3 separate regions of the Homo sapiens genome follow, and all the other regions are linked to region 2. The links are chromatin contacts, found by Hi-C in ENCODE. All regions are on one chromosome and are shown on one strand. The core of a region is the stretch at or near the end of the contact, and the rest is flanking DNA. Distances in the headings are between cores, read along the strand shown. Region 1 holds the start of FYN (FYN proto-oncogene, Src family tyrosine kinase). Region 2 holds the start of FOXO3 (forkhead box O3). Region 3 holds the start of PREP (prolyl endopeptidase).

What was found. Hi-C counts contacts between places; a loop is a spot of excess contacts on that map. Pooled maps may share reads with other maps.
Region 1: a loop to region 2 is called in a map of CD8-positive, alpha-beta T cell, with 13 times the contacts of the local background. The contact joins the promoter of FYN here to the promoter of FOXO3 in region 2. A Hi-C loop is called at or near these places in 2 of 168 maps with a recorded cell type or tissue (CD4-positive, alpha-beta memory T cell and CD8-positive, alpha-beta T cell) and 6 of 50 pooled maps.
Region 3: a loop to region 2 is called in a map of CD4-positive, alpha-beta T cell, with 13 times the contacts of the local background. The contact joins the promoter of PREP here to the promoter of FOXO3 in region 2. A Hi-C loop is called at or near these places in 2 of 168 maps with a recorded cell type or tissue (CD4-positive, alpha-beta T cell and naive thymus-derived CD4-positive, alpha-beta T cell) and 5 of 50 pooled maps.

The regions. Positions count from the first base shown.
Region 1 is chr6:111,871,001-111,875,125 of GRCh38, reverse strand. It overlaps FYN (FYN proto-oncogene, Src family tyrosine kinase), which reads left to right and starts at 1,674. Exons shown (of 14, transcript NM_002037.5): 1 at 1,674-2,158. LOC102724646 (a long non-coding RNA gene) reads right to left here and starts at 1,674. Exons shown (of 3, transcript NR_168402.1): 1 at 1,436-1,674. RefSeq lists silencers at 1,545-1,634, 1,755-2,004, 2,155-2,554 and an enhancer at 1,603-2,102.
Region 2 is chr6:108,559,351-108,563,120 of GRCh38, reverse strand. It overlaps FOXO3 (forkhead box O3), which reads right to left and starts at 2,204. Exons shown (of 3, transcript NM_001455.4): 1 at 1,292-2,204. The coding sequence starts at 1,912. RefSeq lists enhancers at 121-415, 1,227-1,727 and silencers at 2,171-2,390, 3,370-3,439, 3,480-3,770.
Region 3 is chr6:105,400,812-105,404,446 of GRCh38, reverse strand. It overlaps PREP (prolyl endopeptidase), which reads left to right and starts at 1,365. Exons shown (of 15, transcript NM_002726.5): 1 at 1,365-1,600. The coding sequence starts at 1,556. RefSeq lists a silencer at 1,088-1,657.

The DNA.
Region 1 (4,125 bases), core at 425-2,924, 3.3 Mb before region 2:
TAAATCAGAACCTCAGGTGGTTAAACACAGCAATTCATGTTTAAGCAAGCCCCTTCAGTTATTTCTGATACATGTCAAAGTTTGAGAACCATTGCTCTACCCAACTGCCTCTGCATCCCAATCCAAATAAACCCAGAGCAGCCATTGCGGACTAGCCCTGAGGACGAAGAGCCTCTGCTCTTGAGATAAGCAATTCTTGGCTAAATGAAGCTGGCTTTCTCTTGTATGGAAATATCCTAGTCCTAGCTATGGTTCCATTTCTTGGGATTATGGAATTTCCAGACACAATTTAAACATGGTTTAATTTGTCATTTTGTTTAAGGAAAAGGAAAAAAATCCAGTAACCTCTGTATACTGTCACCTTGAGTTAGTTACTTAACTTTTCTTTTCCTCAGTTTCCTCCTCCATAGGATGCAGATCATTTAATAAATGTTAGCAACTTTTCTTAAAAAGTAGTGTGTACAAAAAGAAAAAAGTCAGCAAAAGGGACAGATTTTTTTAAACTACAGTAAAAACAAGTAGTGGGCCGGAAAGGCAATATTATAGATTTTGAGCACAGAAGCAGAAGCTGATTCACTTATAATTTCTTAGAACATTAGATTTGCTGAGGGGGAAGGTAGGGTTCTTGCCAAAATCATTAAGGAGAGCGATTCTGAGTATGCCTTAAAGCAGAACTTTCAGTAAACAGGAATTACCTATAAAGAAAATCAGGAAGCCAAAGTGTTTCTTTTTATGAAGTTACATCCTGCCATAGAAAAGCTGGATAGGAAATAAAGACCGATGCACTCCCAACTGTATACTAAACCGGCAATTATTTCATCAAGGGAAATATGAGCAAAAGCTCAGATTCAGTGAAGGGGAAAAAAACATGAGAAGTTTGAATGTTATGAGAAACCAAAGACAACCAATGACTACAATTAAACGAGGTTTTTTGGGGGTGGGGCGGGGAATGTACGAACAAATCTCTGTCATTTCAGGTTCCTTAGTCGCCGCTTGGCCCCTCCCCCTATTTCAGTAATACTTCCTCCAGACTTTTGCTAGAAAAAAAATATAAATGAGTGTCCGCAGAAATAGGGGACTGATAAAATGATCCTAATCTCCTTCTCCTCCTCATTGTTATTTGTTGTGCGTTTCCACGTTTCAGGACAGGATTCTACTTTGCTCCGTACTCTTTTCAGTTTGATCAAAGAAAACGCTGCTATCACCGCCCAATTTTCCATTTCATCCTCTCACCCTCAAATGAAAAGACACCAGAAAGGCAAGATAGCCCTGTCTCGAGGCAGTTTCCCATGGTTTTGGGGGAATGGCAGGTGCCAATCTGCAGCAGCAGCTGCAACCTTCCGCAAAGCGGAAACTGCAGTTCACACTCTCCGCTCTTTCTCCCGCCCTACTCCGCCACCTCACAACTCCACACAATCCTTAAAAACACACAGACCTCCTCCTCCAACCTCGCATTTTCTTGCACACCCTGCACCGCACGCACCCTGGGATGCCCGCTGCCACAGTAACGCTCAACCCACTCGGCGGCCCCACCTACTGCCGTCCCGCCCACGCCCCAGGCGCCAATGGTTGCGGCTCGCAGCTCCCAAGGGGCTCTTTGATAGGGCAGCCGGGCCTGTCACTCTCGAGGCGCGCCCCGCCCCCTCCTCGCTCCCCTCCGGAGCTGGAGGGGCAGAGCATCAGCAAGAGTAGCAGCGAGCAGCCGCGCTGGTGGCGGCGGCGCGTCGTTGCAGTTGCGCCATCTGTCAGGAGCGGAGCCGGCGAGGAGGGGGCTGCCGCGGGCGAGGAGGAGGGGTCGCCGCGAGCCGAAGGCCTTCGAGACCCGCCCGCCGCCCGGCGGCGAGAGTAGAGGCGAGGTTGTTGTGCGAGCGGCGCGTCCTCTCCCGCCCGGGCGCGCCGCGCTTCTCCCAGCGCACCGAGGACCGCCCGGGCGCACACAAAGCCGCCGCCCGCGCCGCACCGCCCGGCGGCCGCCGCCCGCGCCAGGGAGGGATTCGGCCGCCGGGCCGGGGACACCCCGGCGCCGCCCCCTCGGTGCTCTCGGAAGGCCCACCGGCTCCCGGGCCCGCCGGGGACCCCCCGGAGCCGCCTCGGCCGCGCCGGAGGAGGGCGGGGAGAGGACCATGTGAGTGGGCTCCGGAGCCTCAGCGCCGCGCAGGTAAGCAGGCGGCGGGGATGCGTCGCGGGAGGCCTCGGGGATGCTGCGGAGAAGCCCGGCCGCCGGCGCCCCCGCGCACGCCGCCCCCGCCGCAGGGCCCGGTGCTGCGGTCCCTTGGCCGCCAGGGCGCTCCGCGGGGCTGCCGGGGAGTCGGTGCTTGGGGTCTTCCCGCGGTTGCACCGGAGGACACCCCTGCGGGGTGCGGCCCCGAGGCAGCGCGGGGATGGGGACCCCATTTCCTCGCCCGCAAGCGGGCGCCGGGTGAAAATGGGAATTGGCTTGGGGGCGAGGCTGGCCCAGACTCCGCCCCCGCCCTCCTTTTGGGGCCCCCCGCGGGGACTGGGGCTGTGTGTGTTGTTTTAATGTCAGGGATGATGTAATCACTTAATAATTGATGCCCCGTGCTGCTTCCCTCCCCACCCAACCCCTGCCCCACTCCTCCACCTCTCGGCCTCCTCCCTCGGCGGCGGTCGCCTTCTCCAACCCATCCTCCTGCCTATTTCTGGCACCTCCCTTGCACTTCCCCCATCCTCCCCTTCACTCTTCCTGTGCCACCACCCACCCACCCTTCCCCTTTCCCCTGTGCTGGAGCCTTCCCTCCTCTTCCTCTGTCCCCCACCCCTCTGCTCCCTCCAGCTCTTTTCTCCTTCCTTTCCGGCTCCCTCGCTGGATTTCCTCTCTACTTCCCTAGATCCATGGCTGTTTTTGTTTGGGCTCCTCCCCTCTGTTATCTCTGCGGCCACAGGCGGAGGGGACTGGGCCAGAAGGAGGCCACCGAGCTTGGGCCCAGCAGAGATGTGCTGGGACTCACTGGGAAGAGGGATAATAAAATCACCCTTCTTGCCCCTCCTTCCCCCAATAAATCACACAGACTCGCCGGGTGTGTGAGTGTGAGTGTGACACAAAGAGCCCTTTCAGTGCATAGAGAGGAGACACACAAAGTACCCTAGGATAGGCACGATGCTTCTTGTCTCTCTTCCCTGGGGCTTCCCTTTCTTTCCCATGAAGCAGTTGATCTCTCTGAGTCTTTCCTGCCACATTTACCAAAAAATAAAAGAACCCCCGGATGCCGGGTGGCAGGTGTCGGCATTTTGCTGTGTTCAGAGACCGGTAGTGTTGACTGGCAGCTGCAGTGTTTCTTAGATTTAAGGGAACAGTTATCCCAGCAGTCTTAAGAGTTGCTTTACTTTTAAGGTAGCCTCCCCATCCCCTCGTTCTTTCCCCTGTCCTTTTGGGAACAAGTACTAAGAGCTGGGGTAGAGTAGATTGGTGTGGGGGTCACAAGAATTTTGTTTCTGAATCAGAATTAAATTGTTATTTGATAAGAGGGAGGCAGCCTGAATGGCTTCTTCTCTCAAGTCTAAGAGGGCACTGTACTGAAGTCTTTTGAAATGAAATCCTGTCTGCCCAGTGATGTTGTTTTACCCTTTTATTGAAGTAAATACCTGGGGACGTGGATAAAACGGTCTAGAGTTAGCATTTGGAAGACCACTGCAGACTGCCTCTTGCCTGCTTCAAGGTAGTCTTGGGACGCCTACTTCCTTTCTCACCACCCAAGCAACTGCAATACTTTCCACCCTATGTACTGTCTTCTTCCCCAGTCCCTGCTCCATGGGTACCCTGTATTCAGATGAAGGGACTCACAGACTTTTGGAGGAAGTGGTTTAACTATCTGAGGCTTTGAGGCCACTTGGCTATGAACTGGGGCTGTAGAGAATCTTGACTGAAGTCTAAACCATTTGATGTTCCCTTTAAGGAAGAAATGTTAATGTAAATCTGGGGGCTTAATGTTCCGTTTTGTAAGCCAGTGACTATTACATGCTTAATCGATATTGTCAAAACTTAAGTTGAACCTGTTCTTTCCTAAAAGTATGGCTCCTCGACTATTTTTATAAGTAACAGAACTGTAGGTTTAGTCTTCAGTAATTTTATTAGAAAAGAGTTATGATTCATTAAATATTTACTTA
Region 2 (3,770 bases), core at 955-3,454:
AAGATTAAACTGTTCTTATTTTTATACCTCCTGAAACCCAGGAAGACAGAGGGCTCCCCAATGACAATGAAGAAAGGGAAGGAGGAAGCAACTACTTCTTTTACATAAAACAAAACAAAAAAAAATCTAAGCTAAATTGCAAATATGGGCAGCTGATAAGAGATGTATATCTCCAATCGCACAGGACTCTTTGGCCTGGTACTGACACACACTGTCTTGGGGGAAGGGGCCAGGGAGGTGCCTAGGAAGAGGAAAGCAGCTGGATATCAGCAGCCCAGCAGGGGCAGAGGAGTTAATCTCTTTGGATACCCAACTGCAGGAAGTCATTACATCATAGGCCTTTCCACACCTCTCTCCCTACCACGTGTCCCGTGCCCCAAGAGGATGATAAGGAACGGTAGAGAGTCTCTCTTCGGGTTCATTTACAGGTAGAAGCCATTACGGCCCGGCCCAGCCCCCAAACCTCCTCCCAAACGCCAGAGTGAATGAAGCGCAGGCCCCGCGTCCCCCACACCAGAGCCCTTCCCTCAAACAGTGCCTGAATCCAGGCCTCGGCGGGAGCAGCGGGTGCAGCCAGTCTGGATTGAGGTGGCCAGACCGGCCGGTTCGAGGCCCCAGAACATTTCAGAAGCAGCTAGTCAGAAGCAGGTTTACTGGAGCGACATCTCCGAGAAGAAAAGGTATCAATATAGGCAAGGAAAGGAAGCCGTCCAGGAAAAGGTTTGCAACCACTGCTTTTTCTAATCGGATCGATGTGCCTGTAGGTGTTAACACCCACAAGCTGAAACTTGGACCCGAAGGTTCTCATTCAGCTAGTGACGACGCAACATGCTCCTGCGACAGACTGGAAACCACACATCCAACCCCTCCTCCAGACACTGCGTCCCAAACACCCCCACACCTCTCACTCCAGCCACAGCGCCCGCACCAGACCCCCACTACGGTAAACTCTACTCCAAAGTTGGCTGCGGACCTACCTCCTCGGTGCTGTCCGGAGAATCCAGCAAATGTACTCCTGTCCGTTCGCCCTTCCCTCGCCGGCGTCCCCTGCCCCCTCTCCTCACCTGGCCATGCCCCAAGCTTCTGGGGAGCCTCATTCACCCCTCCGAGACCGTCCCCAGGTGCCCCGACTCCGGGGATCAAAGATAACCCCCAAAGCCTCGCAGCGGAGGCTCCCCCTGCCAACCCCTTGCCCTGGAGCCCGCAAGCGCACTCCGACGAATCCGAGACGCGTCTCGCGCTGCGCAGGAGGCCCGGCGGGTCCTGCTGCCAGCCCGGGGTGGGTACGCACCTTCCAGCCGGCAGAGCTGTTGCTGTCGCCCTTATCCTTGAAGTAGGGCACGCAACGCACCATCCACTCGTAGATCTGGGACAGAGTGAGCCGTTTGTCCGGGGAGCTCTCGATGGCGCGGGTGATCAGGTCCGCGTAGGACAGGTTTCCCCAGGCGTTCCGCCGCGACGAACATTTCCTCGGCTGCCCGGAGCCCCCAGCCGCCCCCGGCTGCGGCGGTGGCAGCGGTTGCTGAGGCTGCAGCAGCGCCTGTGTACCCCCGCTCAGCCCGCCCGCCGCGGTGGCTGGCCCAGACCCGGGGTCTTGCCCTCCGGGTGCCAGCACCCGGGCCGAGTCCTCAAGGAGCAGCCCGGAGCCCAGCGTGCCGCTCCCGCCGCCGCCGCCGATCGCCATGGCCGAGCCGGCCCGTCCCCCGCCGTCCTCGTCGTCTTCATCGTCCTCCTCCTCGGGGATCATGGAGTCGGCGGCCGTCTCCCCCGAGGGCTTGGCAGGGCTCGCTTGGAGCTCCGGCCTTTGCAGGGGCCACGTACAGGATCGCGGACGGCTCTGGGGCTCGAACTCCGGGTCCAGCTCCACTTCGAGCGGAGAGAGCGGGGCCGGGGAAGCCGGTGCCTCTGCCATCTTCGCCGCCCGCCCGCCCGCGGCTGGGGCTCTCGCGCTCTCCTCTCGCGCCGGGGCGGGGTGCAGCGGGGGAGGGACGTGGACGCCGCGAAGGCTCCGGCTCCCGGGCGCCGCCGCCGCCGCCTGGGGAAGCACCAAAGAAGAGAGAAGGAGAGTTGGTTATCCCGGGCCGGAGCCCCGTCCTCGGCGAGTCCTCGCCCGCTGCCGCCACCTCCCAGTCCTGCCGCGCCCGCCTCCCAGGAACAGGAGGACCTGAAGACGTGCGGCCAGCGAACCTGGCGCAGCAGACACCGCCCCCCGGCCAGGCCGCGATGGAGCCGCGAGCGAATCGACGGCCTCGCGCGGGGCAGCCCCCTCCCCCCGCCGCCCAGCCGCAGGTCCCTCCCGGGCTAGGCGGCGGGGCGGGGAGAAGGGGGAGGGGCGCCCGGGGGAGGGGCGGCCGCGCCTTTAAAGCGGGCAGCGGCCGGAGCTGGCGCAGCCGAGCCGCGGTCAGAGCCCGAGCTCGGGTGTGCGTGCGTTTGTTTATGTTTCGCTCGGGCCCGCTCTAGTGCCTCCCGCGGCGCCGCCGCTCAAGTCTGTGCTGTCTTCGGCTCTTCTCCCCTTTCCTAGCCTGGCCGCCTCCGCGACCCCCCGTCACCCCCCACCCGGTCGAATGGCCCGAGCCCGGGGACTGCGCGGGCAGCTCCCTCTCCCCTCTTCGCCCGCGGGCCAGAGGGCGAACGGGGGTCTGGGCGCAGATGGGCCCTTGTCACTTCCAAAAAATAAAGGAAAGACAGAAAGAAGGGGGAGCAGCAGCCCAGCGGGTGTTCGCAGAGGTTCGAGCCCGGCGGGGACGGCCACTTCGGGGTTTTGTGTGGTTTGCATTCTCGCGGACGTCGTCCCCTCCGCCCCCTTCCCAGTCGGGATCCGGGGGAGGGAGCGAGTCGGAACATAAATCTTCCAACAGGTCGGGAAGCGCCAAGTCTCCCGGGCTGCTAGAAAACCCGGACCAGCACGTTCATCACCTCCTTGCTCCCGCTGCTGCCATCTTGACAGTTTCCCCCTTCCCGAGTCCTTTAAAAACACTAGCGGGCGAGAAGGGGGGCGCGCACACCGCGGCTCAGGGAGGGGAAAGGGAAGCGCCCGGCCCAGCTCGGAAGCAGATCCGGAGTCACCGGGAAGGCGGCCGCCCGCTGCACGGCTCCGGCGCCTACCTCGCTTCCTTCCCTTCAGGGACGCGGCGGGACGACGCACGATCCCGCGCGGGCCCGGGGCACGGCGAGGAGGGGGCGCGCAACCTCGGCGAAGGAGAAGCGCTCGGGCCGTCGCCGCAGCCCGCCCGAGGAACCGCCTGTCAGCTCGCGCGCCGCCACCTTCCACATTCCTCCTCCTCCCTTCCACGAGCAGGGCGGCCGCGGCAGCAGCACAAAGTTATAGACACACGCAGGGCGCCTCAACCTAGGCTGACGGCGGGCGGGTCCCCGCCCAGGGGGAGGGCTGGGCGGCGGGCTGGGCGGCGGGCCGGGCGCGCGGCGGGCGTGCGTGTGTGAGTGCGCGTGTGTGAGCTCGCGCGCGCCTGCGCGGCCCGGCTCCGCGGGGCTGCGGGCGTGGGTGTCCGGGCGCGCGCCGTGGGCCGGGACTCGGCGGGCTCCCGCTGCTGTCCCCGCTGGGCTCCTCCTCCCTCCCGAGAGTCTCAACGACAACAAAGCGCGGCGCTGGCCCGGGAGAGGAGGGAGAAGGGGGGAGAAGGGAGGAGAGGAGGAAGAAGTGGGGAGAGGAGGGAGAAGGGGGAGCGGCAGGAGCGCACAGCCCCCGACGCTCCAAGGAGCGCAGCGGCGTGGCCTCCCTGACTCCGGGCAGGGCGCCTGGTACCAGGGGG
Region 3 (3,635 bases), core at 116-2,615, 3.2 Mb after region 2:
TGGGTCAAGTGCTCCTGGGTTGCTCTTTAAAAAATCCCTCACAGTGGCAGAAGGAGGAGACAATGCCTGCCAGTCCCTGCGTCAGGTGACAGCCAGGGAAGGCACGAGGTGGGAACTGGAATTGGGACTTCTGGGCTGTAGTGGGCTATGCCCCCGTGTTTGCACAAAGTTTGTTATCAATAGCGTGAGTTCTCCCAGAATTGAGGATTCTCAGATTGCCCCAGGAGGGGGTATCTGGGATCAGATGCAGAAAATGATTATGACACATCACTATGAACAGAAATGGTGAACTAAGGGTGAGGCATGGAATTGGGACCATATCACAAAAGAGACGGAGGACACAAGTTTATAATAGTTACCATATCCACTTAGATTCCGGAGGTGAAGGACTTTCTGGTCACACCTATTCTTTCTTCCAGGACTTTTTGGAAGCCAGGGATAGAAAACACACTGGGCACACACTATACCCCTGATGGCTGGGGCTATAAAGTCTCTTCTGGGTGGTCCAGGAAGCAAGACCAGAACACATACCGCTGCTGGCCCGAGGATGATGACATGTAACTATTAAATTTTCATGGGTTTGAGGTCAAGTATCTTGTCTATTATCTTTTCTTCCCATAAACAGTAGGTGCTCAATAAACAAGCATGACAGCAGGAGAGGAAATGAGGAAAAGGCAGGATAAATAAAATACCCCTGATGAGTTCCAGGCCTCTTAATCTTGGTTCTTTCTCAATCGGTAAATATCAAATAAGGGCTCAACCGTAGTCCTGCCAACACCTCCAAAGCATCTCCATAGTCCGGATGCTAAACCACCCAGTGTCCACCAGGGGTCCTGGGATGAAGGGAGACGTGTTTCTTTCACGGTCATCATGATCGATTACTTCTTCCCTTCAAGTCCAGAGTCGCAGGCAGTGGACATAAGGCCACCTCCAGCCCTCTGCTTCCAAGGCTGGGGAGAGGCAAGGTCTCCCTTCGCCGCCGTAACCAGCCCGGGAACAGGAAGGCTGGGGAAGGTGGGGGACTCCATCAGCAAGGAAACCCTGGGGCTTCACTCTCCTACAGGCGGTCCTGCGAGCGCGGCCAAAGAGAGGCAGGGCGCTAGGGAAGGCGCGGGGACCCGGCCTCGGTGGAAGGACTTGTCCCCGGCGCAGAGGACGGGCGGGCGGCCGGGCGTGGGCGAGCGCGTAGCCGGCGTGCTCCTCCGTGCGCCCGGGCGGCGCGGGCGCGGCCGGCGATCCTGCAGAGGGAGCTGTGCGCCGGCCTTAGCGCACGCTCGGTGCCGCCCGCTCCCTCTTGCCGCCGCCGCCGCCGCTGGGCCCGCCCGCCGGGGAGGGGCTCCCGGCCTCGCAGACAGCGGCTTCCTGCTTTCTGCACGTCCTCGCCGCCGCGCCGCCAGTCCGTTTGTGCTAGCTCTGGCCGTGAGCCGGCCGCCCGCTGCCGCCGGCCGCCCCGCAGCTGCCTGCGCCCCAGCCGCGCCTCGCGGCCAGCCCGGCTAGCTCAGGTCCGCTCCCGGAGCCCGCGCCCCTCCACGCTGCCCCCTGCCTGTCCCCGGCCATGCTGTCCCTTCAGTACCCCGACGTGTACCGCGACGAGACCGCCGTAAGTATCTCTGCCTCCGCCCAGAGGGCTCCCGGGCAAAGGTGCCCAGCCTGCCTGACCCGTGGCACCCGCAGCTCCTCTTCCTGTAGGCCTTCGACCCCCGCGTCCCTCCCCTCCCCCTCGGCCTTTGTTTGGGAGAATTGGGCCGGGGGCGCGGGGCTCCTCTGCAGCGCTGGGGTCCCGCGGGCGGTCACTCTGCTAGTGCTGGCGGCGGAGCCTGTGGGCAGCGCCGCCCGGCCGCTTCCTAGAATCAATGGGGTCAAGGGCAGACGCCCGGGTAGAATGGGTGTCTTCAGGGAGTGGGAAGACAGACGGTGTCACTGCTTTTTTGACTGGCGAAGCCTCTTGCTTAAATATGGTGGTAGGAGAAAGTGTCCGCTGGGGTGTGTGTGTGTGTTTGTGTGTGTGTGTGTGTGTGTGTGTGTGTGATGTCACATTTAAAAACGAAAACAAACTTTTAAAACTTACACTTTAAAGTCCTTAGAGTTGAAGCATATTCGTTCGATTTTAAAAGGTGTGTTGAGCGCCTACCCTGTCCCAGGTCGGATGAGGCGCACTGGGCCCTGGGGATGCCAGAGACCCGGACAGAAATGGGGAAGGCGGAGCAGTGACCCCATAGTGTGGCCGTGCTGATCCATGTTTTCTTAAACAAGAAAAGGAGTTGAGAGAGGGTGAGAGGAGGTCTTAGAAGGGAGAGGGGTTGACCTTTTTCAGAATGAGTAAGTTTTGTCTAGTGGCGGAGTTGACCACCATTTGCCTAAGCTGCAGATGAACTCAAGGTAACTGTTGAGATCCAGTAGGCGGAATTCTGGGCAGACACCTTTTTTGTGTAAACGTGAATTTGACGACTTAGGAACTGGATTGCATCCACATGTTGTGGCCGTGATTCTCTTACTAATAGCTACATTTCTCAGATTACTTAAAATATAATCAGAATAAGTATGTATTTGTGTGATACAGTTTTAATGTTTTTCTGTTTACTTTCCCAATTTATGCCAGAAAGTGTTTACTTTAAAGCACGTGCTACATTGGGGTAAAGGGTGCTGACGCTTCGGAGTAAAGGACATACTGTTTTAAATTAAGACTTCCAAGTGACACTGATGCATTCATTCATGGTTTCTTTGACCAGTGGCCATCTGGTAACCATGTTTTCTCAGTCTGCTCAGCTGCTTGCTTATTAAATTTACCCTAACAGCTCAAGAAGCTCTATTCCTGTGGTTTAAAGGTTGTTTCCTTTGAATATGGGAGTAAAGTGATCCTGCTGGAATGGAGAAAGAGGCTGGACTAAATGAAAAGACCAGAGCGCTAGTTCTGGTTCTGTCATTCACTAGTTAGGTGACTTTTAGCAGCTCTTTTACCTGTTATGGGCCTTTTTTCTCATATGAGAAATATTTGGACTGACCATAGGGCTTACTTGCTTCTGCAGTAGGAATGTTGTCATTCATTCATTCATTCATGTGACAGTCTAGCTCTGCAGTGTTCCAGACTAGTAATGGGAAGCCAGGTGACTCTCTTGGTTCTGGTTCTTGAGGATCAGAATATAAAGAATTACCCATTCTGTGGTTTGATAAGTGCAGTTTTAAGTTTGTTTTTAGAGTTACTTGTTAGTTTTTCACCACTGTGGGTGCCTAAATCCTACAGTTTGTTTATTTATGTTTGATATTTCATGAAAGGTTTAAGTGAGGATTTTATGAAGACGTCTAAAAGATTATAAACAACTCGGAAGGGTATACTGTGGATTTTAATACACTCCAGTTCCTTCTCATTAAGCAACTCATGCTAACTCTAAGCCTCGTGGCCAAGGGAATGTAGCTCTGGCCCAGTCTGGATCTTGTTGTGTGGCTCCTTGATAGCTTACGGTGGAGTATCTTTTTTTTTGCATTAAGGTTTTGGTTACTAAGCCCTAGGCTTGACTTAGGTATTTGCTTAAATGGTAGCCTTTGATTTCTAGGATGGGTTTGTTTCTCCCCAGCATCAGCTGGGCATTGCGGTAGCTCTCTGTCTCTTTCACTTGAGCACCTTCAGCCATATGCTC